Regions from separate parts of the Homo sapiens genome. Here region 2 is linked to region 1. A link is an interaction called in ENCODE POLR2A ChIA-PET data of the cell type or tissue named here. Cell type or tissue: Panc1. All regions are shown on one strand. Each heading gives the region's core, and the rest is flanking DNA. Links, peaks and the distances in the headings are about the cores only. Region 1 overlaps ANKUB1 (ankyrin repeat and ubiquitin domain containing 1). Region 2 has its middle 14 kb from the start of WWTR1-AS1.

What was found. Peaks named below come from ENCODE experiments on the same cell type or tissue, not always from the same donor. Only the 100,000 strongest peaks of a DNase experiment are listed, where the experiment ranks them.
Region 2: POLR2A ChIA-PET joins it to region 1 with 13 read pairs; 3 of 35 experiments call an interaction of 5 or more read pairs at or near these places.

The regions. Positions count from the first base shown.
Region 1 is chr3:149,753,344-149,768,913 of GRCh38, forward strand. ANKUB1 (ankyrin repeat and ubiquitin domain containing 1) reads right to left here. Exons shown (of 6, transcript NM_001144960.3): 5 at 13,814-14,752; 6 at 7,757-8,270. The coding sequence ends at 8,141. Among named protein-coding and RNA genes, the nearest start is that of COMMD2, 8.6 kb to the left of the region's middle. In Panc1, for the core only: no CTCF peak of the experiment used is centred there; no DNase peak of the experiment used is centred there; H3K27ac peaks cover 74 bases.
Region 2 is chr3:149,664,188-149,679,757 of GRCh38, forward strand. It overlaps a transcript of WWTR1 not described here. Among named protein-coding and RNA genes, the nearest start is that of WWTR1-AS1, 14 kb to the left of the region's middle. RefSeq lists enhancers at 6,464-7,004, 14,094-14,595. In Panc1, for the core only: no CTCF peak of the experiment used is centred there; no DNase peak of the experiment used is centred there; H3K27ac peaks cover 381 bases.

The DNA of each region.
Region 1 (15,570 bases), core at 1,031-6,030:
GCTAATGTTTGTATTTTTAGTAGAGACGGGTTTTCACCATGTTGGCCAGGCTGGTCTTGAACTCCTGACCTCAAGTCATCCAGCCAACTTGGCCTCCCAAAGTGCTGGGATTACAAGCATGAACCACCACACCTGGCCCAGAGCAATGCCTTTTAAAAAGTATTTAGCGCCTGTGATAATTTAGTTCCTTTTCCAACTCTCTTCTCACCTGCTGTGGTTCAAATATCAGAGATGATAAAGTTGCTAATTGATAGGAATATGATTCTTCAAATCTTAACCCCTTGAAAATGGAGGGTGTGGAGGAAGAGAGGGGAAGGGAAGAAGACTCTTCATATCTGTCTTTTCTATCTAAGGCTTGAGACAACTCTATATTCTGAGTCTCCCAGGCAGACTAAAAATTGGAAGAGTTTTTCAATTCACTTCTCTGTGTCTACTTTGTCCTTCACATCTGACTGAAATTGTTTCTTCCACTGGGACACAGAAAGACAGGTCCTTGAACTTATTAGTTAGTTCTTGAAGTAGCATTTGCAGAGAGAACACAACTTTTACTTAGACTGTGAATTGCAGATTAGCAAAAATTGCATCATTTCCTGAAGTTGCCTTTATTCACACATTATTGAGAAAACATCCATTATTAAAGAATAATTTTCAGAAAAGGTAAAATCATGATTCTTCTACAAGTGTACAATGAACACATGTCAAAAAATGTATTGAACTAGTTAATTAATGAGAGAATTACAGCATTCTGTAATTAATGAGAGATTACAGTAAAAACCAGTTTCAACTGATTCAAAAGAGGTATTCAAGAACTGTACATATATAGGGAGTAGGAATGCTGAAATGAATTTGCAAATAGACACAATATTATGCCAATATGAAATGGCCTTTCTTGTCTGTAATCTCAGGGAATGAAGTGAGGACAGGCGAGGTGAAGGTGAGACTAGGGAGTAGCACAATAGGCTGTCTAAAAAAGGTGGTCAAGGAACCAAGTTAGGCCAGGTATGGTGGCTGATGCCTGTAAACCCAGCACTTTGGAAGGCCAAGGCGGGAGGATCACTTGAGGCCAGAAATTCAAGTCTAGCCTGACCAACATGGTAAAACCCCATCTCTACTAAAAATACAAAAATTAGCAAAGCTTGGTGGCATGTACCTGTGGTCCCAGCTACTTGGTAGCCCAAGGCATGAAAATTGCTTGAACCTGCGAGGCAGAGGTTGCAGTGAGCAAGATTTGAGTCACTGCACTCCAGCCTGGGTGACAGAGTCAGACACTGTCAAAAAAAAAAAAAAGAAAGAAACCAAGTTATATCCAAGAAAAACCAGCCTGGGAGTTAAAACACCCCAGGATAATTTATAGAGTGACTTCTGTTGCCATAAGTGATATAATTGTTTAGAAAAAATTACCTGAGTGAAAATTCAAAACTCTAGATTCCAGATCTGGCTCTGACACTACCTGTATGACTTCTAATAAGTTGTTTTTATGTTATAACCATAGCCTCTTCGTCTGTAAAACTGGCATTTTAATACTGCCCTTCTGTGCCATGCAGGGCTGTTATGATGCTCAGATGAACTAATAAATTCACATTAAAAATTGATTTTGATGATCAAATGAAACAATAAATTAGAATTAAGCAAACAGCAGCATTTACATTTTATAGGAGCAGATTTTATGCTCCTATAAATTCACAAATAATCATCTTAAAAGCCATTCATTTAATTTAACAAACTTTATTAAGCAATTCCTTAAAGGTTCAAAGATATGCTATGCTTTGGCAATTTGTAGATGAATAAAACAATGTCCTTGCCCTCTAGGAGGTGTCAGAAAAGTGAGGGAGAAAGATAATGAAGTAATTTCCATACAGTGTGATGAGTAGCAATACTTGGAGAATGAACAAAATGAGAAGGAAGCATAGGGAATGTACATTAACTCTAATTTAAAAGAATCAGGCTGAGAATAAATGTCCCAGCATATCCTGTGCATGTTAATACTAATGCTCTACAATTAGATTTACATTATAAATATATACAGTCTTAATGTCACTTCATGCTATCTTACTTCCAGGGTGAATGTGAACAAATAATAAATACTCAGTATTTTTTTCAATTGATGCTGGTAGAGAACAAGGCTTCATATCAATCATCCCCTCACATTCTCTCTGCATCTTTCTATCCCCCTCCAGCTCATACGTCTTTCTTTTCTCTTATATTTTCCCATTTATTTTCTCCTTCTTAGGTATTCTAGCCCAGAATCCTTGCACAGGATATTTCCTTAGCTGTGTTTCAATGACACATAAAATATTATCACCCCCTGCAAGGAATTACAGCTCAATTCACTATACTGTCAAGAGGACAATAACGTGGTGACAAGCCTCACTCACACCAGCCACCTTCTCATGACTCTAAAGCTGGCACCAAATGCATGAATTAGCTCCTGACATTTTAAAAAATTATTTTAATTCATTAAAAAAATGTATTATAAATGCAAACAGAAAAGGGTACAGATTTTTTAAATACTCATTGTTGAATCTTCTCAAATTAAACACACCTATTACTCCAGAACAAGAAATAGAATGTTACAACACCCCAGAATTTCTGCTGTGCCTCCTGCCAGTCACTATCATCTCTTGTTTTCTCTATAGTGAACTAATACCTATACACATGCTGCCTTACAACATCCCTGTAGAATCATCTATGTGTGTGAATGCGTGTGTGAGTGTCTGCACGTGCATGTGTGTGTGTTTGTATTAACCTTTGTGCCCCAACCCAGCAATATCTAATTGGGAACTCAAAGGCATTTTTTAGAATGAGCCTTAGATTTTAGGCGCCTCTGACTATTTTACCAAAATCTATCTTATAATCATCTTAGTAAATTGCCTCTAAAATATAAAATATTTAGAAAAAAACTTTAACAGACGATTTGCAAGACCTATACACTAAAATTTACAAAACTTTGCTGAGAGGAATTAAGACTTGAATAAATGGAAATGTATACCACCGATACAGAAATATACGTCATGGATTATAAGATTTAATATTATTAAAATGTCAGTTGTGCCCTATCAGAAGAATCCCAACAGGGTTTTTTTTTGTTTTTGTTTTTTGTTTTTTGTTTTTTTTTTTAGCAGTTGCAAGATTTAGTAGAGTGAAAACAGAGCTCCCATACAAAGGGAGGGGACCCAAAGAGGGTAGCCATTGCCAGCTCGAATGTCTGGGTTTATATCCTGATCATTGTCCCTCCCGTTGTGCTCTTAGGCAATAGATGATTGGCTATTTCTTTACCTCCTGTTTTTGCCTAATTAGTATTTTAGTGAGCTCTCTTTACTATCTGACTGGTCAGGTGTGAGCTAAGTTGCAAGCCCCGTGTTTAAAGGTGGAAGTGGTCACCTTCCCAGCTAGGCTTAGGGATTCGTAGTTGGCCTAGGAAATCCAGCTAGTCCTGTCTCTTAGTCCCCCCTCTCAACAGGAAAACTCAAGTGCTGTTGGGGAGGTTGGCCAACGACCGCTCTAACTGCTTCCTGCTGAATTGGGGCATAGTAGGGGTTGTGCAGTTGAGATTTCCTTGGGAGGGTTGCCTTTGATGTCATTAACATTGGAGCACAGGCTAGCAGGCCAGTCCAGGGGTCTGCGGTAGATTTTAGTCATGGACTGCATCTGGGGCTCCATTTGAAGAACTATTTGTAGCTTTACAGCTTCAATTCTGGAAGAGACAAACTTAACAAGGAGGTTAAAGATACAGGGATTGAAATGTGTGGACTGCAGTGCACGGGATTATTTCTTTGGCACACTTCACAGGCCCTGACTATCTGCTTGATAGTTTTGAAAAGGCCTGGTCCCATAAATAATGATTTGGCCATCTGATGGGTGCTATCAATGCCTAAGTGAAAGGTTTGGTGAAGGGTTTTAAGTAATTTCCGTTGGCTAGCTGCAGGCTAAAGTATTTTCCCTTCTTCGGTGGCTAGCCATCCTGAGGGGAGGAAACTATGTGCTCTTGAGGTTCCCCATTCTATTTCTCCTGCTGAGTACTGGGGCTTGGTTTCCTGGAGGGTATTACCCCATACTAGGGGTCCTTCTATAAGCATTTTTAATGGAGGGTCCTGCCTTGCAGCTCTTTTGGCTTCAATATCCGCTTGGTGGTTCCATTCTGTTTCCCTTTCCTTTTCTTTCTGATGACCCTGGCAGTGTAAGACTGTCACCTCTTTAGGTTTCTGTACAGCCAATGATAATCTCTTAATGGCTTCCTGATGTTTGATAGGTGTTGCCTCAGAAGTTAGGAATTCCCTTTCTCTCCATATTGCTGCATGGGCATGGAGGACTAGGCAAGCCCCTAGTCTTAAGTGTCTGTATATATATTTACCCTTTTTTCTTCTCCTAATTCTAGTGCCCGAGTGAGGGCTATTAGTTCTGCCAGCTGAGCACTAGTTCCCGGAGTGAGGGGATTACTTTCAAGTATTCCATTATCACTGACCACTGCATACCCCACTTTTCAAAGTCCTTTTTCTACAAAGGAACTTCCATCAGTATACAAGTTGAGGTCGGGATCTGCCAAGGGAACCTCTAAAAGGTCCCCTTGAGCGGCATAGGTTTGAGCAATTACTTGTTGACAGTTATATTCTATCTTTTCTTCATTGTCTGGAAGAAATGTGGCTGGGTTAAGAGTTGCACAAGTGTGCAGTCGCAGCACTGGCCTTTCAAGTAATAGAGCCCGATATTTAAGCAAACAGTTGTCTGACAGCCACAAGTCTCCTTTAGCAGTGAGTATGCTGTTCACATCATGAGATGTCCACACAGTAAGATCTCTTCCCTGTATTATTTTAACTGCTTCAGATGCTAAGACTGCTACTGCCACCACTACCAGTAAACAATGAGGCCAACCCTTTGCCAGTGCATCAATTTCCTTACTCAGGTATGCCACAGGTTGCAGGCTTGTCCCTCGTACCTGTGTAAGGACTCCTAGAGCTATTCCTGTTTTTTCTGTGACATATAAAGAAAAGTCTTGCCCCGTTGGCAAGCTTAACATTGGGGATTGGGTTAGGGCCTTCTTTAGTGCCTGGAAAGCCACTTCTGCTTCAGGTGTCCATCTTACCAAACGGGTATTGGCTTTCTGAGTTTCCTTAATTAGTGTATATAACGGTCTGGCTATTTCGCCATACCTGGGAATCCATATTCGGCAGAAACCTGTTATGCCAAGGAACCCTCTTAGTTGCTTTAGGGTTTTGGGATGAGGATAAGCCAGTATAGGCTGGATATGTTCCTCACTGAGGGCCCTGGTACCTTTGGATAATTTTAGCCCTAAGTATTTAACCTGCTGTGAGCAGAGCTGAGCCTTTGGTTTGGAAATCTTGTAGCCACAGGTAGCGAGGAAATTTAAGAGTGCTTGGGTGGCTTGATGGCACAAGGTTTCTGAATGGGTGGCTAAAAGTAAATCATCCATGTACTGAAGGACAAGAGTGTCCAGGTATGAGAATTGGCTCAAGTCTTGGGCTAACCCAACAGGCTTTTAAAATAGAGAATGACAAGTTTATTTTAAATTTTATATGGAAATGCAAAGGACTAAAAATAGCCAAAACAAACTTGAAAAACAATAACAAAGTTGGAGGATACATATTACCTGATTTCAAGGCTAATTAAGACATAGTAATTAAGACAGTGTAGTATTAGTATAAGGACAAGTAAATAAATCAATGGAACAAAATAGAAAGTCTGGAAATAGATCTGTACCTATATTGCCAATTGATTTTCAGCAGAGATGCTAAGCAGAGATTCAGCAGAGATTTTCAGCAGAGATGCTAAGGTAATTCAGTGAGGAAAAGGAAAGTCTTTTCAAAAATTAATCCCAACCCTTACCACACATCATTCACACAAATTTGAGATAGATTATAAACCTAACATAAAATTATTGAACTTCTAGAAGAAAATATAAGAGAATATCTTCATTACATTTGAGTAGGCAGAGTTCTTTTTTTTAAGATAAGAGTCTCACTCTGTTGCCCAGGCTGGAGTGTAGGGGCACTATCTTGGGTCACTGCAACCTCTGCCTCCTGGTTCCAAGCGGTTCTCCTGCCTCAGCCTCCTGAGAAGCTGGGATTACAGGCATGCGCCACCATGCCTGGCTAATTTTTGTATTTTTAGTAGAGACAGGTTTTCATCATGTTGGCAGGCTGGTATCAAACTCCCGACCTCAAGTGATCCGCTCACCTCAGGCTTCCAAAGTGCTGGGATTACAGGCATAAGCTACCACATCAGGCCAGGCAGAGTTCTTACAGAGGAAATAAAAAGCATGAACCATAAAAGAAAAAAATGATAACTTCTACTTCATCAAAGTTAAAACATTTTTGTTTGTCAAAAAACATTATTAATAAAATGAAAAGGTGATCCCACAGACTGGGAAAAATATGCACCATATATCTATATCTATATATATCTGATGAAGAACTTGTATCATAAATACAAAAACTCCAACAAGCCAATAATTAAAAGATAACCCAATTTTTTAAATAGGCAGAAATTTGCATTGATACTTCACAAAAGATACACAAATGGCCAATAAACACATGAAAAGGCATCCAGCATTATAGTCATCAGGAAAATGCAAATTAAACCACAATGATAGGCCATTTCAAACCCCCTAGAATGACTTAAAGGTAAAAAACACTGATGACACCAAGTGTGTGAAGCCACCAGAACTCTTGTACATTGCTAGTCAAAGTGTTAAAAATCATAAAGCCACTTTGGAGAACTCTTAGGTAGTTTCTCATAATGTTAAATGTACATTCACCCTATTATCCAACAATTCTACTCCTAGATACTTACCCAAAAGAAATGAAAGCATGTCCAGAAAAATACTTTTTACAATAATGTTCATAGAGCTTTTTTCATAATATGTCAAAACTGGAGGCAACCCAAACATCCATACAGTCCATACACCATGCATTATGGTGCAACCATATAATCGAATACTATTTAGTAATAAAAAGGAATGTATGGCTGGGTATGGTGGCTCATGCCTGTAATTCCAGCACTTTGGGAGGCCAAGGGAGGTGGATCAGTTGAGGTCAGGAGTTCGAGACCAGCCTGGCCAACATGGTGAAACCCTGTCTCTACTAAAAATACAAAAATTAGTTGGGTGTGGTGACATATGCTTGTAATCCCAGCTACTCAGGGTGTGGGGACACACCCTTGTAATCCCACCTACTCAGGAGGCTGAGGCCAGAGAATTGCTTAAACCTGGGAGGTGGAGGTTACAGTGAGCTGAGATCGTGTTGCTGCACTCCAGCCTGGATGACAGAGTAACACTCTGTCTCAAAAAAAAAAAAAAAAAAAAAGAAAAAAAGAAAAAAAGGAATGTACTACTGATATGTGCAGTAATGCAAATGATTCTTAAAACATTAGGTTGAGCAAAATAACCCAGACACAAAAGTGAACAACTGCATGATACCAGTGATTTGAAAATCTCATCTACGGAGCTAGAAATCAGAATAGCAGTTACCTAAAGAAGTTGGGATTGACTTAGGAGCTTGAAGCAACTTCCTGGGGTAACAAAAATGTTCTATGTTTTGACTGGGATATTTTTCAAACCCATTGAATCTTACATTTAAGATTCATGCAATTCACTGCATGTAAATTTTAACTCAATTTAAAAAATTAATTGGAAACAATGTTTTAGCAGTTCAAAAGATGTCTGAGATCAGCTTTAGACCTGGATGGTATTTGTTAACTTTCTTAAGAACTTTCCTTAAATATAATTTAAAAATTTTATTTATTTTTAAATATGTTCTACATTCATATGGCTTAAAAAACCAAAACACATTTTTTTAGGAAAAAAAAAGAAAAACAAACAAAGGAACTGTAAAAATTCCCACTTCCTTGTTTTCCATTGTCTCAGCTCCCCTACCCTGTGGACAACTACTATTCTAAGTTTCTTCTGAATTCTTCCTCATATTCTTTATGCAAAAATAGCACTAAAGTTTCACTTAGTGTGATGAAGTCTGAGAAAACATGGTGTTAAATATCCTATTAAAAGTTATGTGGCATTATAACTGTTACTAGAGATGATAACATTAGAACTGTTATTAGAAATGTTAACATTAGAACTGGACATTCTGTTTGATCAGGTCTTTGTCCAAACTGAAGTTGTCATGACTTTTCAAAGCACAGTTTCTAGAGAGTTTTCACACGCTGTCAGACCTCCTCGGGTAGTCAAGTTAGAAATGCTCTTTTTGGCCAGGACTCTTGCTATTTCTAACTGCTGAAGCCATCGTTTCTCTTTAAAGGCACTGCAAGAAAACAAGATATAATTTGTAAGGAGGTCTGATCTTGTCTGCATACATAGCTGAAAAAGGATGGAAATCTTCAGGTTGATTTTGTAGCTAGGGCTAGTTTGTCTTGTCACATAGGTAGATGTGAAATAGAAACAGTAATCTTTCTAAAACAAGTTCCCTGTGATGCAGTGGGAATGATATTTTCTCAAGGCAATACTAAAAACTTAGAATCCACAACTAGAAACAGAAAGCCACTCAATATCATGTAGAATTCTCTGGGTTGAAACTTTTTCTCTCTCCTCTCTAGATATTCCTATACATCACATATTCCCTGGCCTCCTCTTTTCTCCACTTTCTACCCCTACGAACACACATGAGGATTTTTTAATTGAAAAGATATTAGGTATTTTGATAGTCTTTAACTAAAATGCAAAGGAACTTAATGTTTTATGATAGTTATTCTCTGGCTATATACTAATAAAGACTTGCAAATTTGAATACGATTACTCTTTGTAGGATGCAAATGTGATTTAATACAGAGGTGTTTTACATCACCTTAAATGTTGGGGTCCTCCAAGATTCTATCTTTGGTCCTCCTCTCTTTCTACACCCTCATCCTAGGAGTCCTCATTTACTCACTGTTTAAATTCTTTTATCCATGACTCCTTGACCTTTCTCAAAAGTGGCATATCTCCAATTAACAAATAAAAATATTCATCCCATAGACACTTCTAATTTAACATATCTTTATCTTCTTCCTAAACTTGTCCCACTTCTGTTTCCTTGTTCTAACACTTCGATTTTGCTATCCTCACCATCTCCAAAGCTAGAAACGAAACTAAATTCCTTCTTTCTCTATTTCCACACCCAGTCAGTGACCAAATTTTGTGGATTATTCCCCAGAAATATCTCTTGTATTTGGCCTTTTCTCTTTTCCCTAACTACTGTTGTTCTAGTCCAGGTCTTTATTTTCTCTTATTTCTCTTTTTGCAGCTTCCTACCTTTACTATAGTCTTTCCACATCTTTCCAACGAGTCTTCCATACATCTCTATCAGATTTGTCTTCAAAAACAAACAAAAACTGATTATGGAACTTACTTCATGAAAAAGAACTTCTATGAGCTTCCCACCTACCTCCTACCCCATGGAAGGGGGAATAAGAAGCAAACTCTTCACTTGGTCACACAAGATGCTTCTTAGTGTAGATGCAGTCTACTTTGCCAGTCTTATCTCCAGCCAGTTCTTCCTTATTGCCTAGGATGACTTTTGCAAATCCACGTACCTTCCTGAAAATTCAATTTCTTGCTTGCTCTTTCACAAAAGTGCCTTTGACCATGTTACTAGCTCTGCCTGGATCCTTTACCTCACCTCTGCCCATGTTGTCTGGCAAAGTCTGGTATTTCTAAAAGGCTTTCACTCAATCTATTAGGAGTAACCCTGTATAAAAGTACCATAGTGTTTCCAACATTTGAACCAGGTCTATGTCTGCCTGATTCAACTTCTTTGTTCTAGATTAACTTCTTGCTTTACCTCAATGGCTGTGTCTTTCTGTGCCCTCTAAACTGAGTTAACCCATCCATGCAGCCCATAAAATTAGGTGTTAAGTCTTAAAGAAATCATTCAGGCACTTTCAGCCTTTCCCTGTATCCCACCAGACTTAGTTTGAAGTCCTCTCCTGTTCTGATGCATATCCTTGCTCTTCCTAGGCTCAGAGCCTATCCTGATTCTCTCCCTGGCATTTGAAACCTGGCTTTTCTGCATTCATTCAAAAACTGTTTACCTTAAGAAAAAGATGCGTATTGAGCACTTACTCTATGGCAAGCACTATTCTATGTGCTGGAGATACAAAAGGTGATTAAAACATACAAGATATGCCTTTTTAAATAAAGAATAAAAACAAAGAGCTGTACTTGTATCCAGAGTACAAGAGCCCAGCAAAGCTCATAACATTTGAGATTATCATCTATTCTCAGTCCACTCAAACTCTCAGCCTTCTGGATCAATCCCTTACATTTGAATCTTTACTTAACTGGACTCCCAGGTCACATAAACCTCTCTGGAATTGGACAATGAGCAATAAGGAAAGCTATTTTCTAGACACACCTTACAGATATTCTTTGACCTGTGTAAAGCCTACTGACGTCTAGGCTGAGGAATGAGACTCTATGTGACCTTCTGGCCTCAGTGACTGTCTACACCAGCCACATTTACTCACCAACCCAAACCCACATTAGCGCTTGATCTGTGTTAACTGCATAATGCCATCTTGGAGTCAACCCTGAGAGGTTTAGTTTTATGAATCTAAAGGTAGGAGTTCCTGAATGACATGTGGTCCAACAAGTACTTTCACATGATGCCAGATGACTTGTCTGCTTTGGGAGACTCCCCTTTCTGTAAAACAGGAACATCTGATGGTCACTTTACCCACCTGATCCCTGGGTCAGCATCATGAAGGATTACATTAGGTTCTTCCCCATTTCCTGGCTATGACACTAGCTTGGTGATGGTGCATGTAGCCATCAAGATAGCGTCCATCCATTCCTCATGTTTGTGTCTTTGTGGTACAAGAGCTGCACTGGTCATTTAGAGGGGTGCTCAGACCACCTGACTGCCTGCCTTGACTGTCTACTTCAGGTAGATGTAAGTGCTTTTGTGACTTCTATGGGGAACTTGAACTCGATCAAGAAGACTGCAGGGTCATGAGATTGTAGATCTCTCCTTCCCTTCCACAGCCCACCAACAAAGGAAGGTGGAACAGATCCTGGGAAAGATTCAGTGGAAAGGGGGCAGAAATGGATGGGAAGTGGAGGGTGTGAATACAGGAAAGAGAAAAATATTGAGAAAAGAGAAATGGAAAGAGGATTTGCTAGGAGTAACACTGCCAGAGTAAATGTGCGGTCAGACTGACCACCACTCCCCCTATGGGTCTCCCTTCTGCATTAATCCCTTCCTTCCTTTCCCTTCCTTCCTTCCCTCCCTCCCTCCCTCCCTCCCTTCCTTCCTCCCTCCCTCCCTCCTCTCCTCCCTTCCTCCCTTCCTCTCTCTTTCTTTCTTTCCTTCCTTCTTTCTTTCTTTTTCTTTCCTTCCTTCCTTCTTTCTTCCTCTCTTTCTCTCTTTCCTTCCTTCCTTATTTTCTTTCCTTCTTTCCTCTCTCTCTTTCCTTCACAGAATAACACTTTAACAAAATGTTTTCTCTAGAAATTTCTTTCTTGACCTTGAAATTGCCACTCATTAATAATTCCAATCCTTATGAAATGTAGCTACAAAAAAAAAAGCACACTGGTAGTCTCTTTTAAAAAGTGTTTTGAAATGTTTACTAAAGCTAAACATAAATTTATCCTATGACCCGGCAATTCTATTCCTTGGTATAGAGTCAAGAGAAGTGAACGCAGATGTCCACCAAAACTCATATGCAAGAACAATCATGCATTTTTATTCAAAGTAGCCCCTAAATTAGAAACAATTTAAATGTCCATCAGTAGGAAAATAGATAAATAAATTAGGATATGGAATACTGCATACAAATGGAATGCTACATAGAAATAAGAACAATCAATACATGCAAAAACACTGATGAATCTTATAGGCAATGTGTTGAACAAAAAAAGCAAAATATCAAAGGTATATGCCATATGTGCCCTTTATATGAAGTTCAAGAACAGGCTAAAGTAATCTTCGGTGATAGAGATGAGAATAATAGTTACATCCGGGAAGGATCATGACTGGCAAGGGGCATGAAGGAAATTTTGGGGGGTGCTGGAAATAGTTTGCATCTGATCTGAGTAGTGCTTGTATGAAAACATAAAAATTCAACAAGCCATATATGTGAGATTAGTGGTCCTTATGGATTTTACTATATATTTCATAACTCATTTCCTCCCCAAGAAAGCACTGTATACAACAACAGACACTGTCAGCTTTTCTTATCTAAAACCACACACACACACATGCACACACACACACACACACACCTTAAAAACAGATGCTTTTTCATGCACATTTCCATTCTGCTGGGCACAGCACTGGGCTATAGTAAACACTTACTGAATGTTTGAAAAATAAACTCATTTTTAGCATGTATCTGTTGATAAAACAAATCAATATTTCCTTTCTTGTTTACAGCCTTATTTTAAGAGGGACTATGTAGTTTTTTCAATTAATAATTTTCCTAGTATATTTCTAGAATTTTTGGTGATCTCTTTTTATACATTCTAGTCAGAGATATCTCACAAATTACAAAGATTGAGACTATTAAGCTATTAAGTGTCTTCCTCTATTGTCAACCTCACTCTGTTGGATATTGAATTTTGAGTTTTACAGCCCAAATTACTCTCACCACAAGGTGGCAACAACCTAACTGAAATAAAGTTGAGCTGAGCTAAAGACCAGTACAGAAAAGCAAGTAGAACAATCTAGCCTTGTTTTTTCTTTACTTCTCATTATATTGAGTAAAGGGAAAAGTCGCTTGTAAATCTATATTTCTAACTGTAAAATTTGCATCAAATAATACCTCATAAGTAATGGATGGGATCTGAGCTCTAATCAGAGAGTTGTGTACCTTAAACATCTAATTCCGATACACTTTCTTATCTCTTTAGATGTGCTAAGGATTACCTTTTAACTCACTGTAAATATTAATGTCAATTCTAGCACCCTGTCCAATACAGATCTCACCCCATATGTGTATCTTGCCTAGTCAGTCAATTCAAGTCTTTAATCATTCAATTTGTCATTAATGTGTTCCTTTCTTTCTTCCCATTTTCATTACCATTTAGTTTTCTATGACACTTTTTATGTCTCCCTCCCATATTTCAGTTTTCTCTCTTTCCCCTCTAATTACAATTAATGTTTTATTAGCTTTAGAAGAAGAAGAGGAAGACAAAGAAGTGGAAGAGGAGGAAAAAGAAGAAGCATTAGCAGGCTAGGCACAGTGGTTCATGCCTGTAATCCCAGCACTTTGGGAGGCCAAGGTGGGAGGATCGCTTGAGCCCAGGAGTTTGAGACCAACCTGGGCAACATGGTGAGTCCTCATCTCTACAGAAAAAAAAAATCAATCAGATATAGTGGCATGTGCCTGTAGTCCCAGCTACTTGGAAGGCTGAGATGGGAGAATTGCTTGAGCCTAGGAATTCAAGAATGCAATGAGCTGTGATAGCACCACTGCACTCCAGCCTGAGCAACAGAACGAGACCCTGTCTCAAACAAAAAGAAAAAAGAAAAGCAGCAGCAGCAGCAGCAGCAGCAGCAGCAGCAGCAGCAGCAGCAGCAGCAGCAGCAGCAGCAAGGGACCTTGAGAATTGATACAATTCTTTCTACTGTGTTTCTTTCCCTCCTGAAAGTTTGAGGAGTAAAGTACTGCACAGATTGGATTGGCCAATAATATTAATTCATTTTGTCCTAGTGATGAGGCTAAGATGAGGTCCTTGAAGCTGGGTATTGATGCACTGGAACAACTTGTATTACTTTCAGTGGCATAGTAGGGCATTATGGACCATTCCTTATCCTGGACCTGCCTTATAAAAGCTTTGCTGTTTGTATGTTTAAGGGGAGAACATTACCTTGCCACAGCTAAGCAGTAGATTGCGTTCTCCCATGGAGTCTTCCCACTGTGCTCTAAGAAAGATGAGAAGGAGGACTTCAGTAAAAAGTCAGCACTGGGTGTTGCATAGAAAAACGATGGATGTGAATATCCCACTCTTGAAACTGGAGGGAGGGGGACTTGGGGAAGATATGTGTTTTTTATGAGCTTTTCTTTTTTCCTAGCTGTGGCAGTAATTTTTTTCTGATTTTGTTGTTGATGTTTTTGTAATTCAGAGAATGAACTTGCATTCACCAGTGGATGAAATTTGAGGGCTTGTTTTCTTGTGTCCGGCTGTGAAATTGCCAAAGGATTGACAGGTTTGCTGCTTGCAGTTTGTTTGCTGAGAGATGGTAGCTTGAGCACGATGCTTTGTGAGTCGCTGTTCCCAGCCTTATGCCAGCTCTTGGAGGTCATTTTTGGTTTGGTGAAACCATCCACCATCACAGTGTCTCCAACTTTTGCCCCAAAGACCCTTGCTCCACAAAACTGGCTTTTATGAAGACTGTGACTCTGAGCTCTGAGGATCCATTGTTTTATTTTAATATAAATCCTCATTGGGACTGAAATTTTTGGAAAAGAAACTGTGGACCACATTTTACTGAGCAAATATAATACACAGTCTTTATGCTTGTGTTTGAACACAATGGTCAGGGGAGTTTGTCCTGCTGCATTTTTGCATTCCAGGCACAGCACACTGTAGTTGACAAAGGCCTTCAGAATCAACAGTTGGCCTGCTTCTGCGGCTGCATGAATGGGGCATTTAGAGACATCTGCATGAAGGGCTTCATGGCACCATGCTCGATAGGGGTGAACACCGACTGCCTCGTGGGGCCGCGCACCCTGCTTCAGGGCCCATTCAGTGAGTTCAATGTACCCACAAAAAGCAGCAATGTACAGGGCTACCCTTTTCTGATACCTAAATGAGTGAAACAAGTGGGGAGGGGGTGTTTAGAAAATCAGCAAACAGACAAATGTAGTTACACTAAATGCTCATGAAATATTCTAGTTGAATGTTTATTTCTTCTTAACTTTTACCTTAAAATATTTTTAGAAAAGGCATATAGTGACATACAGGTTAAACTGCACAAGTCCTGCTTATACACATTATCCTACTATGCACGTGTAAATAGTTTCCTTGAAGTGGTCATCTTTCTTATAAAAATTAAATCCTCGAAAAATATCATGCATGGGGAAATACAAGGAGCTTTTAAGTCTGATCATGTACATTCTCTGAGCTATTAGATTTTATTTAAAGATGAAGTCAAGTATAGATGGTCAAGCACATGAACACTAGAGTTAAATTGTTACAATTCAATACCCAGTTCTGCCCTTGCTATTTGTGTGACATGGGGCAGGTTTTCTTCCTCCATCCCCCCTCCCCAGACAGAGTCTTGCTCTGTTGCTCAGGCTGGAGTGCAGTGATGCAATCTTGGCTCACTGCAACCTCCACCTCCCGAGTTGAAGCAATTATCCTGCCTCAGCCTCCTCAGTAGTTGGGATTACAGGTGCGAGCCACCACACCTGGCTAATTTTTGTATTTTTTGTAGAAACAGGAATTTCGCTACGTTGGCCACGCTGGTGTCGAACTCCTGACCTCAAGTGATCTGCCCACCTTGGCCTCCCAAAGTAATGGGATTACAGGTGTGAACCACTGTGCCCAGCCAACATGGGGCAGGTTTTCTGATCTTAGTTTCCTCATGTGTAAAATAAGATTAAAAAGTGTCCGCCTCATCA
Region 2 (15,570 bases), core at 4,308-9,307, 86 kb before region 1:
TGAACCAGTATGGAGAAAATTCCCAGAGCCAGGGTTGGGTCACCATTAGCAACTGAAGAGGAGCAAAACAGACAAGGACCTTGAATAGATAAAGGTTTGAATAATGAAGAGTCCAGAAAACTATTGAATAAGGTTCAACATGAGGATAAGAGTTGACCAGTTCCTTGACAAATCAAACGTGATACTTGTGTTTTCAGAATTTACCATATCCCAAGTGTTTAACACAGTGTCCAGCATATAGCAAATATGCAAATACCTAAATAAAAAATAATTGGTGCTGCCACTCATTTTTGCATTTACTCTTTTGTTGCCGTGTTTCACTTTGGTGTTCTTAATAAATGCATCACTGGCATGATGATAAGGAAGATAATTTTGATGATAATGATGATGGAAGGCACTATCTTTTTTTTTTTTTTTTGAGACGGAGTTTCGCTCCTGTTGCCCAGGCTGTAGTGCAATGGCGCCATCTCGGCTCACCGCAACCTCCACCTCCCGGGTTCAAACGATTCTCCTGCCTCAGCCTCCCGAGTAGCTGGGATTACAGGCATGCGCCATCATGCCTGGCTGATTTTGTATTTTAGTAGAGATGGGGTTTCTCTATGTTGGTCAGGCTGGTCTCGAACTCCTGATCTCAGGTGTGATCCACCCACCTTGGCTTCTCAAAGTGCTGGGATTATAGGAGTGAACCACCGCGCCCGGCCAGAAGGCACTATCTTTTGTCTGATGTTATCTGTTGCTTTAGTAATGCATTTGGGCTAGAGAAAAAAGGAATTTTTGATATTTAATCTTAACTTCAGTACCTTATGTAAGTTATTTATCCTTTAGTATTTTTGCTATCATTTTGGGGCAAGGGACTGGAGGAAATATTTTTAAATGGGAAATATTAAGTAATAGATATTTTCCTAGAAAATAAAAATACACTTTTGAAAAGGCTCAACAATATACAGTATGGTTTAGAAGTTAATGATCAGGGCATATTGCAGAGTTGCTCATTGCACCATGATCTATAATAACGGGAAATTAGAAATTTCCTTTCTTTCTTTTTTTTTTTTTTTTTGAGACAGAGTCTTGCTCTGTCACCAGGCTGGAGTGCAGTGGCGTCATCTTGGCTCACTGCAAACTCCGCCTCCCGGGTTCAAGCCATTCTCCTGCCTCAGCCTCCCAAGTAGCTGGGATTACAGGAGCCCACCATCATGCCCAGTTAATTTTTGTATTTTTGGTAGAGATGGGGGTTTCACCATTTTGGCCAGGATGTTCTCGATCTCCTGACCTCATGATCTGCCCGCCTCAGCCTCCCAAAGTGCTGGGATTACAGGCATGAGTTACTGCGCCCGGCTCAGAAATTTCCTAAATATTTAAGAAGAGAATGGTTAAGTATATCTAACAGCTTAACATATGCAATGAAGATTCTGATAGTTATTTGAAAGTGTTTATGAAGACAATGTGACAACCTGAAAAATGTTTTTAAGAATTTTTATAATTTTAATGAGAAAAATTACGAAACAAAGATCTGTGAATACTATCATTATAACTTTGTTCAAAAACATGGAAAAATGAATAAAAAGATGCTAAAATTATATTAAAAACTATGTAGAAATAAAAAGATAAATATTTCTCTTTGTGTGCTTATATCTGTATATATGTGTAACATGATAACACTGAATCATCACTCTCAGAAGTACAAACCATATTATTAGTATTATTTTGGGTGTGATGAGAGAACTAATTAGCAGTGTTTGGGGTGGGGGGAATTTCAAGGTGCTCAATATTATCCATCCATTCAACAAATACGGTACATATTTTTTTAATATCCATTGTGTTCAAGGGCAGAAGTGATCTTTCAAGCTGAGCTTGGAAGAGTTTGCCACCTGATTAAAACATTTATTGTTTGACAATTTCACTCAACTCCTCCCTTTACCCAAATAAGTCACAGATCTGGTTACACTAGCTGTTCAAGCCACTGCTCTTCCTTGTCTTATTTTTCTTGGTGACAAGAGTCAAGTATATATGGGCTCTACTATTATCTCTCTGTCTCAGCATTGTCCAGACACAAGTTAGGACACTTTTCATGCCTGGTCAAAAAAGTTAATTTGTGGTTTGGAGCCAAGGAGAAGAGAGCCCTCCAAACCAAAACAAGGTGGAGAGAGGACCTGAGTATAAGAAAGCCAGTGCCTGTGGGCACCAGTTCAATTCACACATGCTTAAAAATGGCTAAATTTTCTTTAAAAATATATATTTCTAGATAATCTTAGATAAGAGAGTAGATTAATTCTCATACAGCATCTGCCACACAATACATCCTAATTTGACCATATGATTGAAGACATCTCAATCTAGTTATGATCATTAAAAGCTGTTAGTATTTCAACTATGGCAATAATAATAAATCATATTTATATAATATTTTACAGACTACAAAACAACTTCACATGTACAGTCACACACGAATCTCATAGTAACCCTGTGAGAATGGGCAGATACACCTTACTAGAACTATTTTACAGATAAGAAAACCAAGGTTTAGAAAAGTTTATGTCTTGCCAAAGGCCATTGATTTATAACAAGAGCACCAGGACTCAACCCCTCCAGTATCTCTCCGGCTTTCAAATTATATTTCTTCTGTAGTTTCCTAACAGAATCAGACTCTTAATTACTTCCTCCTCTGTGAGCATACACTATTTTGTCTTTTCCTTTAAAGAGAGGGAAAGAGAGGCTGTTTTTAAAGGCATTTTTCCTCCACTGACTTACAGTATCATTTCACAAATGTTTTGTCATCTAATGGCCATACGATGTACAGAGGCTCCTAAAATGTATATCGAAGCTTAGTTGTCTCCTCCCTCTCATTAAATAAATAAAAACTTAAATGTGTTGGAGGTACTGAAAATTCAATCAAACCCTGATTATTGGAGCGCTTGTGTGTATTAAAGAATCCTTCTGTGATGTGAATCATTATTTCTAATTAATATGAAACATTGGGTCTCTACTTTTTAAGAGTTGTATTCCTAAAATTATTTTGTAAATTGTTTAGTTGGAACTTGATGCATTTTGTTATAGGAAAAAACAAATCTTACTAATGGGGCCGGGCGCAGTGGCTCACGCCTGTAATCCCAGCACTTTGGGAGGCTGAGGGGGGGTGGATCATGAGGTCAGGAGATTGAGATCATCCTGGCTAACATGGTGAAATCCCGTCTCTACTAAAAAATACAAAAAATTAGCAGGACGTGGTGGTGGGCACCTGTAGTCCCAGCTACTTGGGAGGCTGAGGCAGGAGAATGGCGTGAACCCAGGAGGTGGAGCTTGCAGTGAGCTCAGATCGTGCCACTGCATTCCAGCCTGGGCGACAGAGCAAGACTCCATCTCAAAAAAAAAAAAAAAAATTATGAAAAAAATCTTACTAATGATGTCTAGGCAACCCAGCATCCCACTATGCTCCAAATTCGTGGAAGCCCCAAGTCTCAATCTGTCCTGATACTCTGGTTGAGTCCTTCTAGACTTGGAGGTATCACATGAAGCTCTTAACAGCCAAACAATGTTAGGACTACATGGGCACTAACCCAGTGGCTGCACGTTGTAGTTCTACTGAGTCATCATCTCCCATTTTTTGTGAATGATTTTAGACAAGAGAAATTTCACAGTTCATTCTGTATATTTCCTCCTACCTGCCATCTGTTTCACCAGAGGGAAAAGAATCTGAAGATATTTGAAAAGAGAATTAAAACATCTTGATAAGATACCAAAGAAAAAGTGAATGAGAAGACCCTTGAGATCTACCTGTCACCTTCCTAAAAAATTCTGTAACTGCTGTCTGTGAAAGTGTCAGTCAAGGCTTATCCCTCGTATAGATTGTACAGCCTGGAGTTCAACACTAGAGATGATAATAATTCAGAGTCTGGTTAGTTGGCATTAAATCTATAAAAATAATACTGGTTAATGGCTTTTAGGGAAAGAAGCCTCTAGATTTTTAGGTATCCACTTCTCTCATAAGTGTAAAAGACTGCCTTTTTCCAATTAAATATGACAACTTGTATCTTTCAGCAAGGAAGGATGAAGTTCTTTGTCTAATCCTGATTTAAATACATTATCATGTGAAAAATCTCTCTCTTCTATCTGCCCTAAGGATAGATTTTTGGGGCTGTCAAGAGCTGACTCTTGGCCAGGCGTGTAATCTGAGCACTTTGGGAGGCTAAGGCGGGCAGATCACCTGAGGTCAGGAGTTTGAGACCAGCCTGGCCGACATGGTGAAACCCCGTCTCTACTAAAAATACAAAAAATTAGCCGGGCATGGTGGCGGGCGCCTGTAATCCCAGCTGCTTAGGAGGTTGAGGCAGGAGAATCACTTGGGCCTGGGAGGCAGTGGTTGCAGTAAGCCGAGATGGCGCCACTGCACTCCAGGCAGGGCAACAGAGCAAGATTGTGTCTCAAAAAAAACAACAAAAAACTGAGTCTTCATTGCTTCACATCACAACTCAAGGTCTAAAATTTGAAGTGTTGGATCCCATTCTTAGAAAAAAATAAGTAGTTACCAATGGGGAACGGGGGATCCCTTTTAATAAATTCTCTGACAACACTGAGGCAATAGTTACATTGATTTCTCCACATAAGCTCCCTCAGACACTCCACTCACCAAAAAGTCACCTTGGTTTCAAATTTTTTTTCATTAGTGTTTGAACACCCCACAAAAAGACTGCCATGAAGTCTCATTCTGTTTGGCTGGAAAGACAAGCATAATCTAGTGGTAAATTTCAACCTTGCTAATGAATCCTCCCTTTGACTTTCTGGTCAGCTTTGCTAAATGAGTAACTTTACAGCCTCCAACACAAGCCATTGGCGTGGGAGAGACTTGGCCTTTTTTACCCAAAATCACCAAAGGCCTTTGTACAGAGTCCAAGTTTTTACCTTTAGTCAGTCTTTTCTATTTCACCACTGCCAGGGGTTTTGTTTTTGTGGAACAAGAAATAAGAACCCCACATATACAAGGTTATACACATATACAAGAACCCCCACATATACAAGAACAATACACATATACAATATACCCCCACATATACAAGAACCCCACATCTTACAAGGGAACCTCCTTTGTGACCACATAATCTTACCAAGGAAAATCCCAAATGAGTTCCTGCACCAGTCCCATTACTCTGCAGCCTGGGCAGCAGTGGGTAGCTAGTCTGGGAACAAGAGTGCTCTTCTCTTTCTGTTATCACATACCCATCTGAACTCAAAAGGGCTTCACTTAAATAAGGAATTTCCATTCTTCTAGAAATGTCATTTCACTTGAACTTGCACTTCTATCGTTTAAAGAAGACAAACAAGGTCCCCAGTACTAGAGTCCAGTGGGAGGGAAAAGGAAAGGAAACATTAAAAGTAATCCAGGGAAACTCTGAAGGTAAACTTGCCCTTCTGAAAACAGACAAAGGTAGACCTCTGCTTCCCTGCTACAATTTCTAGAAAAAGCAAAACCATCCTGAAACCCCTCTGGAGAGTTCAATTACAGCAAACTGGCCAACAATGATATCTATATTTATACAGTAAATGTGTTTAATATCATGTTCAAACTACCAATCAAGAAAAAAAAATGAATAAAAATAGATGATTACCTGGAAAATCACTAGTAAGCGTGGCTTATGGGTCAGTTCAGATCCACCAGGAAGCAGATGCCAAGATAAGAGTCAGATGAGCAGAGATGTATTGGGGAAAATGCCTGCAAAAGTTAAAGAGGAGAAAGAAGGTGAGTAAGCTAGGAGAGTATTCAGATTGCAATGCACGTCTGTCAATAGTGAAGGAGGAGGGTAGGAAGGAGGGCTGGCCAGGAAAAGTCTCAGCCCCGACCAGGCCAGTGCTTCCAAGGCAACAGCTGACCCTTAGGGGCGTCCCGCGATGGGCAGCAATGGCTCAGCTCTAGCACCCAGCTGGGCTCAACCCTTGGTAGACAAGAAACCACGGCCTTCAGTGTGAACAGTGCAAGCAATTTTACAGGTGTGGCTGGTGAAGATGTCAGCTCACTGCTGTCCTCACAGTGACTCTATTGAAGAAAGTCCTAAGCATTTACCCACATGGTTTTTATCACAGTGCGTACAGACTGCATCACACAGGCTGACTTCTCCATTTTTCAGGGCGCAGTTCATCCAAGGTTGCTGTGGGCCTTTCCTCCTCAGGGGAATCTTAGAAGAGGGCGATTAATGAGACAAACCACAGCCCCTACCGCTGTAGTTGGTCTTGAGGCCATAACTGCTATTTATCCTCTTCCTCCTTCACTATCTACTCTAAGTTTTCCATATCCAGTGCTATCCCCTCTACAGGTGCTGATGTCCAACCTGGTGGCGGACCCCTGTAGTCCCAGCTACTCGGGAGGATGAGGCAGGAGAATGGCGTGAACCCGGGAGGCGGAGCTTGCAGTGAGCCGAGATCATGCCACCGCACTCCAGCCTGGGCGACAGAGCGAGACTCCGTCTCAAAAAAAAAAAAAAAGAAAAGAAAAGAAAAGAAAATGAGGCAAGAGGTGAAGTGACTTGTCCAGGGCCTGATGAGTAGACAGAAACAGATAAAAAAAAGAAGTCAATTCTCTTTTTTTACTCACTGCCCAAGAGCTTCCTCTCTCCAGTCACCGGACTCCTGCTGCAACAGGACCAGCTAAGGAATATCGATCCAGTCTGGGAAAAAAGTTATCACACTGCTTAGGCAGATACACATTCTGAAGAAAAGGAGAAAGTGCAAATCCTCTTGCAGGAGTCCTTTCAACTCAGTTTGTGGCTGGTTATGTAAATGAGGAGGCCGTGCAAGAGAATGGGGTCATGAGCTGCCTGGGGATTAAGCATGACAACGCCGTCTGTCCTGGGAAGAAATGATACTTTGCACTTGTATAATACCTTTCATCCATCCAGCAATAATAAATAAGACTTCGTACTTTCAGCCAAATATTGCAAAAACTTAACAAATATTTAACTCATGAATCCTCAGAACCACCAAGAAGGGAACACTTTTGAAAGGAAGAAAGAAAACAGCTTCATCCTCATGATCCACTGGGGAATCTAAGGTCAGAAGAAACGGGTCTACACCTGGCCTCTCAACACCGCTGGCAGGACTCCTGACAAGCAAGGACATTCCTGTGTATGAACACTGTCTAAGGTGACCTAGACACAGGATTTCGAAAAGAGCAGAGGCAAACCAGAAAAACCCCTGCTTGTACATTCAGCCCAGGGAATCTACGAAGCTTTCAAAAGAGGTTTGGTTCTGAGTCTATAAGGGTTCTTTGAAGCCTCTTCAAAAGTTTCTGCTGGCATATCCCCTAACAGAATGTTTTAAAACCATGTACTCCTTCACAAAATTTTCAGTTGACATCTAAAATATTACATCGTATGTTTGAATAATTGCAAAGGTTGTAATTTTCATGATGTTATTAATATAGATATTTTAAAATAAACTATTGCAATTTGCTTTGAAATATCCAATTGAATCTAAATCCAAGCGATTTGATGCCCACCACATCCATTTTAAAAGTCTACAAATGAGCTCTTTTTTAACAGTCAGATGTTTTTTCCCTAAGCTCCTATTTTTATTCTACTTCTACATATTTATCTTAATGTACTATATTATTATGCTTAAAGGTCTTATTATTCATTTTTTATATTATACTTCTCTGCATTAAAAATGTTTGTAATTTTTTTATTTCCTGTGTTATTATGAAGCTGATTTGTAATAACAAATAGGTCCAGCATGTAACTGCTCAACACAATCAAAGCCTATTTCTTTCTCACAGAATAGTCCTGGGTGAGGTCCCCAGGTAAGCAAAGTGCTCCCCACCACATAGTGATGAGGGGAACCTAATTCCTTTCATCTTATGGCTTCCCTGTCTCCTAGAAAAAGGGTTTAGCTTGTGGGCCTATTTTTGTGTGCTCTGGGAGCTAAGAATAGATTTACATCTTTAAAAGGCTACAAAAAAACAAAAAACAAACAAACAAACAAACAAAAAAACAACCAGTAGAATGTGCATCAGAGGCTTTATGTGGCCGCAAAGCCCAAAATAGTTACTGTCTGGCTTTTTACCAAAGTTCGCCAACCGCTTTCCTAGAGCCTCATTCTCAATTCGTGTAGCTGGTAGAAGGAGAAAAAGCAAAGAAAAGCACAGAAGATATTTCATGGGACCAGGCCTGGAAGTGACATACATGATTTCCACTCACAAGTTGTTGCCAGAACAATTACATGACTACATGTTACAGCAAGGATGATGGGGAAAAGTAGGCTACCTACGTACCCGAAGGAGGGTGGAACAAATTGTGGGAGCCAGGTAATAGTTTCTACCATGGCCAAGCCTCTAAAGAGTCAAAAACTTATTATTATTACAATTATTATTGGTGTAAAAATATCAAAGTGACCCACATACATGTTAAATTAATATAAATAACTTAAAAAGAAACATTTTATTAGAGATATAGTTCTTAATAAGATGAATGGGACTATTTTCAATTAGTTCATGTATCTCAACTTAGAGTACTAATTTTATGCCTACTTTTTATTTTTATAAATGTTTATATAAAAAATCTTTCTATAAAAAGATATATAAGAGGATGGATGGTAATGGAAGAAGTTTTTTCCTTTTTTTTTTTTTTTTTAAGAAATAGGGTCTCACTTGGTCACCCAAACTGGAGTACAGTGATACCATCACAGCTCATTCCAGCCTTGGACTCCTGGGCTCAAGCGATCCTCCCGCCTCAGCCTCTGAGGAGCTGGGACTACAGGCGCATGCTACCACATCCAGCTGTTTTTAGAACTTTTATTGTTAACTTTTCCTATCTACTTAATGAAAAAGAAAAAGTATGAATTGCTAAAAATGAAGTCTGGCAGCTGGCATATAATGTTACTTTGTGTTAATAGGAGTAAAAATAAATGTTTTAAAAGAAGAAATAGGCCAGGTACAGTGGCTCACGCCTGTAATCCCAGCACTTTGGGAGGCTGAGGTAGGATGATTACTTGAGCCCAGGAGTTTGAGGCCAGTCTGGGCAATATAGTGAGACCCTGTCTCTGTTTTTTAAAAAAAATAAAAATTAAAAATCAGTTAAAAGAAGAAATAAGTTGAGAATTGACTATCACTGGAAAAATATTCAATGACGTAATTTCATAGAAGTAGGTTTTAATTACTTTATTCAATGATGTGTACGTTATGTAAAAAAATCAGGTGAATTTTTAATCCATGAATTCTATCTTGTGTAGTAGAGAATGTAGTAACCTCAGAAAACATTCCATTTAAATTTAAAACTATTTTTATGTTACCCCCAATTTTAGAGGGATCATTCACACTGCATTCTACAAAAGGTGAATGACACTCGGAAAGGCATGTGAAAATTTGGTATGTGCTTGGTATGGATGCATCACTCAGCCCTGAATCAGCATCAGTATCTGGCACTGCATCTGCTGCTCAGAGACATTTTTTCCAGCTAATGGCCCCTCCTAGGTTTTGAGAATTTTGTTTTGAAAATAAGTGAAAACAAAAAGCAGACTCCATTTTTAGCATTTGAAGTGTTCTTTACTTTGCTGTCATGGGTCTCTCTCTCCAGAGTTATGCATTCTTTGACAATAACCAGAGAGGCCAGGGATGGGAGGAGCCAATACTTCAAATGGTCCCTTTGTTTCCCCCTCCCCTATTCCCCAGAGGTCTCAAGATTTTGGAGGTACCAAGGTAAGAGTCAAGACAGGTAAGGAGAAGATAGGCTGTTTTGCAATGGAAGGTGAAAATAAAGAATTTGGCTGGATATGATGGCTCATGTTTATAATCCCAGCGCACTTTGGAAGGCTGAGGTGAGAATATTGCTTAAGCCTAGGCAACATAGTAGAAGACCGGCCTAGGCAACATAGTAAGACCTCGTCTCTACAAAAAAAAAAAAATTAGCTGGGCATGGTAGGCGCAGGCCTGTAGTCCCAGCTACTGGGGAGGCTGAGGTGGAAGGATTGCTTGAGCTGAGGAAGCCAAGGCAGCAGTGAGCCATGATCATGCCACTGCACTTGAGCCTGGGTGACAGAGCAAGACACTGTCTCTCTCTCTCTGTCTCTGTCTCTCTCTCTCTCTCTGTCTGTCTTTCTCTATCTCTTTCTCTCTCACACACACACACGTAAAAATTGTAGGCCCAGGCATGGTGGCTCATGCCTGTAATCTCAGAACTTTGGGAGGCCGAGGCAGGCGGATCACGAGGTCCGGAGTTCGAGACCAGCCTGGCCAATATGGTGAAACCCCATCTCTACTAAACATACAAAAATTAGCCAGGCATGGTGGTGCGTGCCTGTAGTCCCAGCTACTTGGGAAGCTGGGGAAGAAGAATCACTTGAACCTGGGAGGCGGAGGTTGCAGTGAGCCGTGATCATACCACTGCACTCCATCTTGGGTGACAGAGAGAGATTCCATCTAAAAAAAAAAAAGAATTTGTATGAAACTTAAGGCTAGCCTTCAGAGAGAACAAGCCAAAATTGATTCTCTTAAGAATCTGTACTGATACACCTCCTTAGAAAGTTACTTAACTTAGCTTGAAGATTGTTCTTTTAGGGAGATTTCTGTATACTGTTCCTTTGGTTAAGCAAAAGAGGTGTTTAGCTAAGACCACACGTCCATGTTTTCTAGTCTAGCTCTTGGTGCTAGTTTTGACATTCAAAGCTCGCTGGGCCTTCTAACTCTTATATTCTATGGTTTAAACATTCTATGGTATGTTTGAATGTTTTTCTGAAGGTTAGAGAGAACCAATGGCATTTTTAAACAAAAGGGCTAAGTGGAAAAGCAGTGTTTCTGGAAGATAAATCCAACAAAATTGTGATGGAAAAAATGTGGGGAGACCAGTTGGTAAACTATCACAGCTGTCCTTGAGACGCTAGTCCGGGGTTTGGACTAAGATGGTAGAAGGAAACCAGAATCATATATCTTACTTCTTTTGATTTTCCCCTTTTTTCTTGTTAGAAGAACTCCAGTTTTATTTGGGTATCTACACATCAGGGAAGATGACACTATCCCTGGCTCAGGGCCATATCTTGATTAATCTAAGCCAATCATGACAACCCTATACTCCTTACCAGTGACTGATTGTTTTTAAAATGAGCATGTTTTGGCCAATGAGATGTGAGACGTCTGCTGAAGGACTTTAGGGAAATATTTCTTTATTCATATTACACATACAAGAGAAACTACTGTCTGCTTCATCTGAACATTGGAGTATCTAGGGTGATGCCTAGATCTCTGGCAGCCATTTTGTAACCAAGAGGGCAGCTGGCCTGAAGATGAAGATGAGTGAACAGAGAGACAGGAATGATCAGGGTCTTTGATCATGTTTTTCAGCCACCCAGCCTCCTGATTTTTGAACTTGTATCACCAGGAGAATAATGGTACCGAAGAAATTTGGACAGCCAGAAGAAAGAGCTTAGAGGAAGACAATGAAACTACCAGTGTTAAAAGTGTCTAGTGTGAGGAGCAGTGGTGTTTCTAGGTAAAATGGCCAGAACCTAATTAAAAACATGGAAGTGGAGTGAAGGAGTAATATTAGAACTCAAAATTTCTTTCTTTTTTTTTTTGAGATGGAGTCTTGCTCTGTTGCCCAGGCTGGAGTGCAGTGGCACGATCTCGGCTCACTGCAAGCTCTGCCTCCCAGGGGTCACGCCATTCTCCTGCCTCAGCCTCCCGAGTAGCTGAGACTACAGGCGTCCACCACCATGCCCAGCTAATTTTTTGTGTTTTTAGTAGAGATGAGGTTTCACCATGGTCTCGATCTCCTGACCTCGTGATCGGCCCGTCTCAGCTTCCCAAAGTGCTGGGATTACAGGCGTGAGCCACCGCGCCCAGCCTAGAACTCAAAATTTCAATGCAGAAGTTATTTGCAGAAACTGGTATCTACTGGTAAGGAATTATGGTGGAACATTGACCATGTCCTAATGTCCACACCTAATACCTCCAGGCGGAATCCAGCACCAGGGGGAAAAAATCACAAATTACCATCTGCTTAAAGAAAAAGGAGAGAGATGTCCTTGTCAACCTATTTTTAAGATAAAGATCTACTTACATTTCAGAACAGGAATTCTGATTTCCCCAAAAAGAGAAGGGAAAGAGACAAAAAAAATCTTCAGTATTGATTCTTTATCAGCAAAATTTAGTAAGAATCTTTCCAGATAATTTAAGGATTTTAGCATCTCTGGTTTTAAAGGGGAGTCCTCATCATCTCTTCAACAATATGAAAATCCAGTCTCATTTTTATTGAATCAGGGCAAAATCCTTGTCAGACTAGATTCTTTGTGTTTTTTTTGCGGAAAGAAGGAACAAGAAAAAAAATCCTTTAGGGTAGATGACCTGTCTGATGATGGTAAGCACAGCTTCAGTACATCAGGTTTTTTGCAGGGTGCTTTTACATACTGTTTCCAGTCCTTACAGCAACCCTGCCTGGCAGATATTGTTAGTTCAGATTTATGATGAGAAAAACAGAGGATTAGAGAGACTAAGTAATTTGCCCATGCGCACAGTTAGCTGGGATTCTAAACCGGGTCTGCCTATTTTCAAGGTACATGCCCTGCTTGCCACACACCACTGACTTTTTAAGGGAGACAATAAAGGGAGAGCAGGGAAAGCAATGGGATTGGCAGTGTGCATGCTTTTCAATAGTGAAAGTCAGCAAAAGAGTCAGAGAAGGAGCAACCAGAAAGATTATGTTAAATCCTGAAGTCTGTCACCACCATCCACCCTCCTCAGTCAACTAGATAACCTTGAGACTCTTTTTTTTTTTTTTAGACGGAGTTTCCCTCTTGTTACTCAGGCTGGAGCAATGGGGCGATCTTGGCTCACTGCAACGTCTGCCTCCCAGGTTCAAGCAATTCTCCTGCCTCAGCCTCTGGAGTAGCTGGCATTACAGGCATGCGCCACCACGCCCAGCTAATTTTGTATTTTTAGGAGAGACGGGGTGTCACCATGTTGGTCAGGCTGATCTTGAACTCCTTACCTCAGGTCATCCGCCCATCTCAGCCTCCCAAAGTGCTGGGATTACAGGAGTGAGCCACCGCACCCGGCTGAGACTCTTAAATGGAGAGGGCACAGTCCCTAGGCAACTTGATACTCCCCTACAGGAGCAATTTCATATTTGCTAAAAATGCTTTCCTCCCAAATACATTTATGAAAGAAACCACTGTATATACAAACAGCTCTGGCACGTAATATTAAAGTAGTGATCCCAAAATTCTGTTGTTGGCTCTATTGTCTTCCCATTATCCAGTGTCTTGGTCAAACTCATCCATTCCCATGACTTGGACTACCTTTCATACACTGACAAGCTCCAAATGTATATCTACAGAGCACTTTCCAGTATTAGACACCACTTAATGTCTCCTACGGTGTTCCCACAGGAACCTAAAACTCAATCTATCTAATGTATCACGCCTGTAATCCCAGCACTTTGGGAGGCCGAGACGGGTGGATCAACTGAGGTCAGCAGTTTGAGACCAGCCAGGCCAACATGGTGAAACCCCATCTCTACTAAAAATACAAAATCAACGCGGTGTCGTGACGCGTGCCTATAATCCCAGTTACTCGGGAGGCTGAGGCAGGAGAATCGCTTGAATCTGGGAAGCAGAGGTTGCAGTGAGACAAGATTGCACCACTGCTCTCCAGCCTGGGTGACACAGCGATCTCAGCTCACTGCTACCTCTGCCTCCCAAGTTGAAGCAATTCTCCTGCCTCAGCCTCCTAGTAGTTGGTACTACAGGTGCCTGCCACCACACCCAGCTAATTTTTGTATTTTTTTTTTTTTAGTGGAGACGGGGTTTCACCATGTTGGCCAGGCTGATCTCGAACTCCTGATCTCAGCTGATCCACCTGTTTTGGCCTCTCAAAGTGCGGGGATTACAGGCGGGGGCCACCACACCCAGCCAGTTGATGTTATATTCACAGTTGATGTTATATTCAACCTAACATCATTGGCAAATGTAATGGTGCATTTCTTGAGATAATGAGATGGATTTCTAATCTAGTCTAACTTTTCATCTCAACTATTTCAAAATTATCTTGAAGCTCTAATTCACAGAACACTTATACACAGTGATTATAATTACTGTGCAGCTAGAGTGGATGCTAATAGGAGGGTACCTAAGCAACAAATAGACAGAAGTGGCCAACTTATGTAAAGACAGGTTTGAGGCCATCCCTTAGAACTGTGGAGTCCCAAGTCAGCCTCCCTTCATCTGGAACACAAACTCCCCTGGCAGTTCTGCAGGCCCTTTTTCCATAATGGCCAGTAGTACATTCTGCTTAATTGTCATGTTCTGTTAATCACAGGAAGCAGTGAGTGGCAGACATTACTCACCATGCTCACTACCTACTCTGCAGGGACCACAGTCTATGCCATTAGATCCCACACTCTGGAGCCCTTTGATCCACAGCCTGAGGCAAGTCGCCAAGCCCTACCCTGCCACTGTGAAGGCTTACAGTATCAATTTCTTTATGTACCAGCTGCCAGTGACACACAAGTTTGGAATTTCTCCCTCATCTACCAAATTCTATCTCCGTTATCAGAAATGGATTTACAGATTTTTCATGAAACTAATAAATCTTAAACATCAGGACCCTCAATTCATGGGAACTTTCCAAGGTCCTGGAGGAATTATATTAACGTGTTCACAAGTATTTTTTTTTTTTTTTTTTTGATGGAGTTTCGCTCTTGTTGCCCAAGCTGGAGTGCAATGGTGCAGTGGCGTGATCTCGGCTCACTGCAACCTCCGCCTCCCAGTTCAAATGATTTTCCTGCCTCTGCCTCCCTAGTATCTGGGATTACAGGCATGCATCACCATGCCCGGCTAATTTTTTGTATTTTTAGTAGAAACGGGGTTTCACCATGTTAGCCAGGCTGGTCTTGAACTCCTGACCTCCGGTGATCTGCCCGCCTTGGCCTCCCAAAGTGCTGGGATTACAGGCATGAGCCACTGCGCCTGGCCCAAGGCCATATGTTTTTGTAAAATTTATAAAAGTAGAATATTTCAACTGCAATCAGTAAAGGTTGTTGTTTTCCTCTCTGACTTCTGTTGGGTTGGCGATGAGCATTTTGGAATACCAAGTTAAGGAAGAGTTAAGAATGGATACATATGTTTGAATTTAGTGAGATATATTTATGTGCTTTATAATTTCCACATCAGAAAATTAGGACAATACTGCCTACCTTTTAGGGTTATTTTGAGCATGATATAACAATATGGCAGCCAACATATTCACCAATGAATATGTCCTAACTTCCTGAAATTCTAGCCTCTTTTCTCTGTACTGTTCAGCCTTTCCAGATAAGTTGGCTCCCAGTAAAATAGTAAACACAAGAGGAATTTACCTAGTTTAGCTGGACTGATCCTAGCACAGTATAGATAAGTTAGATAAATATCATTATGCCCATGATTATCCCTGCCCTCAAAGCATCACCTCTGTTGGGAGTTCAGGGAAAGAGAACAGATGGAATGGTGGGAAAAAAAAAAAAAGTAAAATGCCAACACAGAAAGGTAAAACCAGGCCTTAATTCCTGAGAGGGAGCCAAAGGTTGGCAAAGAAAAGTGATGAGCTCCTAGGGATGATGATAA